Linked DNA regions of Mus musculus: all the other regions are linked to region 1. The links are chromatin loops, found by intact Hi-C in ENCODE. Cell type or tissue: left cerebral cortex. All regions are shown on one strand.

Region 1 (2,500 bases):
ACTTGGACTTCTTGACAGAGCCATGAACAATAAGCTTCTTTTCCTTATAAAATACTAAGTCTGTAGTAATTTGTTCCATGAGCAAAACCAGACAAAAACATTTGAACACACTCCCTCCCATGGGTACCAACAAGCATGCATGCACATACACAGATACACACACAGATACACACACACACACACACAGATACACACACACACACACACACACACACACACACACACACACACACACACACAGAGGTGTGCATGCTCACGCACCAGCCCCTTCATAAAATCTACTACTACGTTGAAATGCATGATCTTTCAATTTCTGCAAATTCGGTTCCTCTTCCCCCAAAATGTTCACAAACAAGTGCTGAGAGAATCTGACGGCCAAAGGCTATTACTCGATTTGTTCCAGAAGAGTCTAAACAGACGGAGCCAGAGGGCTGTCTTTTGCTTGTCAATGGGGACTTCCCTGAGAGGAAGGAGCCTTGCAGTAATGTGAGGTGACATTTTGAACTCTTCCAGTAAAGTGGATGCCATGACTGCCATCTAAAGCATTTACAGGGCCTCAGCCTTCAGCCTTCACCTCCCCACGCAGAGTGAGCTGACAGCCCTGCCCCCCCCCCCCCCCCCCCGCAGAGGTGCTATTGTGATCTCTGTCGGCATTGTCTTTTTGGTACAAACCACAGAAGTCTCTTCACAAGTGAGGCCATAGTAGTTGCACAATAAATTTTGCAGAGTTTTCCTAGCATTGACTCTCAGTGAGCATCTGATGAGTGGGTGCTCAGCCCCAGAGTAAGAGGGACCTTCATTGTCAGAGGTCACCTGTAGCTTCCACGGCAGGGTGGAGAAGGGGCCGTCGCTAGTTGCAGAGGCAAGAGCATAGGAAATGAAACACAGGACGATACTTGTGAAAGCATGAAAAAAAATCTAACTTGAAAATATATACCATCATTGCTAAATGACCCAGGAACCTGTCCATCAAGCAACAGGAGGGTGATCTCACTCAGCATTATGAGCTTTCTACTAAACATATGTCCTGTAGTATCCAAGAAGGACATGGCATGACCTATCTAAGGGTTACAGAAGACCACAGATGTGGAATATGCTTGTCTCCCTGGCACAGAGTAGAAAAAGACCATCAAATTTAAGGATCATGTTACAGGAAGAGGGCCAAGCTTCAAAACAGATCTGTAAATTTCAGGAAATCAGTCCATAGCAATTTGTGCCCGTGGTTTTTGAATACCAATAATTCACTATATATTACTGAAAATAGCTTGTGGAATTATGAAGGATTAGTGTACTGTGTTATGGAGGAATGGCAAAAATGAGCAGATCAAGGAGGCAATGTTGCTATTCTTGGAAAAGAAATGTTATTTGGAGGAGTCATTATTTAAAAAAAAAGGGGGGGGGGCAAGCGCAATGTAGACTAGATAGATATGGTGCTAGTGCCACCTGCTGTTGGAATTATGAATCGCAGTTATCCAACAGCGGATCTAATCTGTTGCAGTGAATGTAGAAGGGTTGTTGGGAAGGGAGTGGGTAAATGGACTCAGATAGGGAGGCTGTGTGGATCAGATCTTCCCTGTCATCCTCTTTATGACCAGGGAGAACAAGAAGGGCTTATTGGACCTGCCTTCGTGTACAGGGTTTTCTATCAAACTTGTGTTAGTGACAGAACGCAGATGCCAACAGCTCCTAGTACTATGTTCTAAGGCAACAGTTCTCAACACTCCGAATGCAACTCTTTAATACAGTTGTCATATTGTGGCGACCCACAACCATAAGATTATTTTCATTGCTACTTCATAACTGTAACTTTGCTACTGCTATAAATCATCATATAAATATTTTTGGAGCTGGGCAGTGGTGGCACATGCCTTTAATCCCAGCACTTGGGAGGCAGAGGCAGGCAGATTTCTGAGTTTGAGCCAGCCTAGTCTACAGAGTGAGCGCCAGGACAGCCAGAGCTATACAGAGAAACCCTGTCTCGAAAAGTCAAAATAAATAAGTAAATAAATAAAAAATATTAAATAAATAAAAATAAAAAATAAAGAAAGCAAAAAAAATTTTTTTTTATTTTGGAGTTAGAGGTTTGCTAAGGGGTCACCAACCACAGGTTGAGAACCACTGCTCTGAGGAAACCCAAGGTGTATTGCTAAATATAATGCTATTTCCTGTCAAGCTTTGAAAAACAAAACAAAACCGAGGGCATGAAGCAGCTGAGAAATTAAAGAAATGGTGGGAATGACAGAGAGAACAAACTGGAAAGATCATCAGGGCAGCAGATCCGAACAGCCAGGGGCAGTAAGGTCTGGGAAGTGCAGCCAGAAGCCAGTTACTGCAGCCTCGGGATATCTGCTGAGCCGTCCAGGCAGCTGGTCACCTGGAGGAGTCCAGGCAATTAGAGGCAAGGGGTCAGGGCTCCAGGACAGTATGTGCTGGTCTCAGAAAAATCTCTGAGAGCAAACAAGTCAAAACCAGAAATGACTCCGATCTACCCTGTATTTTT
Region 2 (2,500 bases), 720 kb before region 1:
TCACTTGATCTTTAAGATTCAGTGCTCCAGCAGTCTGGGGAGGGGCGGCAGTCCAAGAGAGTGAAAGCTCAACCTGTGGGCAGTACCAGACAGACTACCAAGAAGTCCTTATAGCAGGCACACTATGCCAAGGGCATGTCACCAAGGACTGTGCAGAAAGCGACAGGGCAGCTTGACCAGTGCTTCACACTCTTGACATCTGTAGGAAGTGACAATACCCTTACTGTCTGTCTAGGGAAAGGCTCTGCTTGGTAACAGAGTGGAAAGTTTTATACAAGTCTTGCAAAGTCATGTTTGCAGCAGAGCTTCCCCACAGAATGGACATAATGGACAGAATGATGCTGGACTCTGTGGTGTGCTGACCTTGGCTCTCTGCAGAGGACTGAACCCTGACTAGAACCGTTTATACACATGTGTACGTGCACACACACATGTCCCAAGTACATGCAAAACCACACATGGGTGTTGCACCTGCAGTGTTGTGTATATGTGTGTAGATGGTCTCTATTCCATCTTCTTCCCTGCCATATATTCTTTGTTTTTTATTAAGGACCCCTTGGATCCAGTTGGTACTACCCAGATGTGCACCGGTGTGACACACACAACTTTGGATATATTTGTCAGAACAAAATTTTTCTTTTCTTAGTTAGGGTTTTACTGCTGTGAAGAGACACCATGACCATGGCAACTCATATTTAAAAAACAAAAACAGAAACCCAAAACAAAAACCTGAAAAATTGGATCTGGCTTACAGTCTCAGAAGTTCAGTCCATTATCATCATGGCATGAAACATGTGCTGGCAGACATGGGACTGGAGCTGGGAGTTGTATTTCCTGATTTCAGGCAGCTGCAGGAGACTGTGCTCCACACTGGGCCTAACTTGAGCATAGACTTCTAAGCCCAGCCCTCCCACAGTGGCAAGTGTCCTCCAACAAGACCACACCCAATCCAACTAGGCCACACCTCCTAATAGTGCCCCTCCCTATGGGCCAAGCATTCAAACACATGAATCTATGGGGCCATACCTATTCAAACCACCACAAAGGTATACATTAAAAACTGGAAGTGGGGCTGGTGAGATGGCTCAGTGGGTAAGAGCACCCAATGCTCTTCCAAAGGTCAGGAGTTCAAATCCCAGCAACCACATGGTGGCTCACAACCATCCATAACAAGATCTGACTCCCTCTTCTGGAGTATCTGAGGACAGCTACAGTGTACTTACATATAATAAATAAAAATATTAAAAAAAAAACTGGAAGTGATCACCTTTGAAAATATTTGATTGAGAAATAGCTGTTTCAAACAGAAAAGAGCACGGGAAAGGTGTGGTTCACGAAGCAGATCATGTTCTCACGAACCATCTGGAAGTTTTAGACAAAATCAGCATTTAATATCTACCCTATTCTTGCAGGATTTGTTTTTATCTTAATTATAAAATGTAAGTGGAGTATCACGGTTGTTTCAGACAGACCTCTTCAGGGGGATATTTACCCCGCCTTGCCCCGTGCGTCTTATGTGTGGTATCATTTTCCTGGAGTGCCAGAATGTGTAAATCTGTTGGGTGCACCAAGCAACAGATGCAAAGGGTTTCCTTGTGCATAGTTCATAATATTAATTATGCCATTAGTGTGTTATTGTCATTGTTAATAGATGGATATTGTGGATAAAGCCCTGAGCTAGCTGTCGGAAACTGTGAGTTGGAGGCACACACTCCTTGTCAACTCCTTAGCAATTCTAAAGGAGTCCGTGTGTCTTGTTTATGTCTGCCTAAAGGACAGAGCATCCCTGTTCACCCTGCCTGAAGTGCAGTGTTCGGAGACTCAAATGTGAAGGCCTACTTCAAGTGAGCTCTGAGAAATGCGAATGCCTCTGCAGATTTTCATCCTTTTCTTCCTAATTCGGGCAGTCCCCATTGAGTATTTAAACGGATATTTACATTTGAGGGGATTTAACTGAGACTTGGGTTTCCCAGCTAAGTGAGCCACCTTTGAGTGTTTCGAGCCACAGGCGCACGGTGAGTGCCTCACTGGACATCAATAGCTTCACTACTTACTTCTCCCTTGCTCTTTCTTACCTCCTGCCCCTCGATGAACTGGGTGGTGAAGGCTTAGGTTCTTTATGTAGTCTTCAGACGTGTGCATTAGCTGCTTGTCTTGTTGTTGTGACAAGATATTAACCAAAACTACTTAAGGAAGGGTCTGTTTGGGCTCACAGTCCTAGGGGACACAGTCCGCCACGGTGGGGAGGGGCAAAGTGCTACAGATGTGAGACAAGTGGTTGTATTGGGTCCATCCATCAGGAGGCAGAGAGAGATGGGCGTTGGTGCTTACCCCCTTCTCCTTTTTATTTAGTCTGGAGCACAGCCTCTGGACCTGTGCTGCCCATGTTTGGGGTGGGTCCTGTCTCAGCTAACCTAGTCTAGAAAATCCCTTACAGACTTGTTCAAAGATCTGTGCCCATGTTGGTTCTAACGCTCATCAGGTTGAGTCAAGATTCACT
Region 3 (2,500 bases), 740 kb before region 1:
TGTACTAACTAGCAACCATTTCTTACTTTTGACAGGAATTTTGACAACTCAACCAGTATAACTGAGCCAATGTTTATTGAGTATCTGCTTTGTTTCCAGCTCTGTGGAAAGTCCTGGCTTGCCGGGAGCCATGGTCTCAGCCATGTCCTTGTGGATATTTTCTAGCTTACATAAACAATCCTGAAAGGACATTCCTGGTCATAACAGTAAGAATGTTTATGGGAAAAGAGGACACTGTGACCGTTGGTTCTAGAAGCTGAAGATTGCCACCTGACCTTCAGAGAGTCCCTGGGCTCTTCCCCCCTCCCTTGGAGCCTCCTCTTGCTTATGCTTATATTGCCACTCCAGAATAAAGTTTTCAGAGCTTGATCAGTATGATTGACTTGCTCTCATTCTTCGTGTCTCTTATCTTCTTCTTCTTCTTCTCCTTCTTCTTCTTCTTCCTCTTCTTCTTCTTCTTCTTCTTCTTCTTCTTCTTCTTCTTCTTCTTCTTCTTCTTCTTCTTCTTCTCCTCCTCCTCCTCCTCCTCCTCCCCCTCCCCCTCCCCCTCCCCCTCCTTCTCTTCTCCTTCTCCTTCTCCTTCTCCTTCTCCTTCTCCTCCTCCTCCTCCTCCTCCTCCTCCTCTTCCTCCTTCTCCTTTCTCTCTCTCTCTCTCTCTCTCTCTCTCTCTCTCTCTCCCCTGCCCTGGGTCCCCGCAGATTGTCCCTGCAGGCCCGGGGAACTGGCTGACACTGAAGTAATGGTGACCAGCTCACAGGAAAATACAGATTAACCAATAATTGAAAGTTTTTGGATAATTTCTCTCAAAACATGAGGTCTACAGAAGGAAAGCACTAAAATTAGAAAAGGTTATTGGGTTTCTTGAAACTGTAGACTACATCTATTGATTTTCCTATGTTCAGCACATAGCCCAGTGCCCAGCACCTGGCAAGCATCCCAGAGACTTAGGAAATGAAATGTAGTCAACAAATTTCTGGGTGTGAACATCTTGGAAGACACACCATCTCACCCTGGCCTTTTTTTTAGCGACTACGTTTATTATTCCTCTTAGGAAGAAGGCTAAGAACTGAAGTGTACATTTGAGCACATTTTTCAAGAGAGATATTCCATAACTTTTTTTAAAAAATGATTTATTCTCATTATGTTTAGTGTGTGCTCAGGCAGGTGCACAAGTCACTGTGCACATGAGTGCAATGCTCATGGTGGCCAGAGGGGGGCAGGCAGGGGAATCCCCTGAAAATGGGAACTTTCTACAAAGGTGGTTGTGAGCCACAGGGAACAGGTCGTGTTCTGTTCTCTCCAAGGACAGTTACCCACTTTTAACTGTGGAGTCATCTCTCCAGTTGAGAGGATATGGCTTTTAAATGAAACTCTCAGAAGGCTCTAGAACCAGTTCCCTCACCCTGAAAAAAAGAATTCTGTCTTTATTATGGATACACTTCTGTGAGAAATGCTTGATTCGAAAAACAACAAAAAAACAAAAACAAAAAAATCCCTTTATTCAACTACTCCTTGAGTTGTGAACATCAGAAAAATGGGAACACATTCTTTTATATTGAGAGGTGCCATTTGTTCTTCTCAGAAGCTAAAGGATGTGTTGTCTCTCTTCTCAAGAGCTCAAGGGGTCATGGGTACCAAAGGAACCTCAGCTGGGGTGGGGAAGCTTGCAGTAAAGTCTTCCACCATGATTGACAGCTGGCAGCATCACCTGTCTTCAAGTGTTCAGTCTGCTGCTAGCAGAAGGCTGTGGAGGCTCCCTCTGGGGTGAGAACTGTCCCCGACAGTGGCCAGTTTCTGTATGAACTCTGGGAAAGAGTGTTCTAATAGGTTTGTCCATGAAAGGCCTAGACTGAGGAAATGGATAGATCCCACCATCCCAGCCTATTGGCAGGTATGGAGGTCTGAATGAAAATGGCCCCCAGAGGCTCACATGCTTGAATATTTGGTTTCCAGTTGGTGGAACTCTTTGGGAGTGGCCAGGGGTGTGGCCCTGTCAGAGGACTCGTGTGACTGGAGGACGGGCTTTAAGGTTTCAGGTTTGTCTATACCTCCTGCTTGTGGCTCAGGTGTAAGCTCTGAGCTGTCCCTGCCAGCATTCCTACTTGCCACCATAATGGTCTAACTTTCTGGAACTATAATCCTAGTTAAACGCTTTCTTTTTAAGCCCAACTAAATGCTTTCTTTTATAAGTTGCCTTGGTCATGGTGTCTTATCACAGCTGTAGAAAAGTAACTAATAAAGGATGTGGCAGCAGTGACCTCAGTGAGATGCTTTGAGTGGCCGAGCCATCCTGGTCACACTATAATCCACACACCTCCCTCTTTCTCTCCCTTCTCCTTCTCTCCCTCTGTCTCACTGTCCCTCTCCCAGTGTCCCCCCTCTCTCACAGACACACATGCAGAATCACACACACACACACACACAGAGTCACATACACACAGAGAGCACACATAGATACATACTCAGATATGCACACATACATACATGGCCACATAACACA

What was found. Peaks named below come from ENCODE experiments on the same cell type or tissue, not always from the same donor. Only the 100,000 strongest peaks of a DNase experiment are listed, where the experiment ranks them.
Region 2: it touches region 1 in a loop (6-fold over the local background); 25 of 42 quality-filtered maps call a loop at or near these places.
Region 3: it touches region 1 in a loop (8-fold over the local background); 22 of 42 quality-filtered maps call a loop at or near these places.

The regions. Positions count from the first base shown.
Region 1 is chr14:67,945,164-67,947,663 of GRCm38, forward strand. No RefSeq gene overlaps it. Among named protein-coding and RNA genes, the nearest start is that of Gm41188, 1.7 kb to the right of the region's middle. In left cerebral cortex, a CTCF peak has its summit at 1,464 (motif pointing left); a DNase peak (open chromatin) is centred at 1,459.
Region 2 is chr14:67,221,129-67,223,628 of GRCm38, forward strand. No RefSeq gene overlaps it. Among named protein-coding and RNA genes, the nearest start is that of Gm20675, 11 kb to the right of the region's middle. In left cerebral cortex, no CTCF peak of the experiment used is centred here; no DNase peak of the experiment used is centred here.
Region 3 is chr14:67,208,890-67,211,389 of GRCm38, forward strand. It overlaps Gm30806 (a long non-coding RNA gene), which reads left to right. Exons shown (of 4, transcript XR_001781308.1): 4 at 100-214. Among named protein-coding and RNA genes, the nearest start is that of Gm30806, 8.6 kb to the left of the region's middle. In left cerebral cortex, a CTCF peak has its summit at 1,203 (motif pointing right); a DNase peak (open chromatin) is centred at 1,210.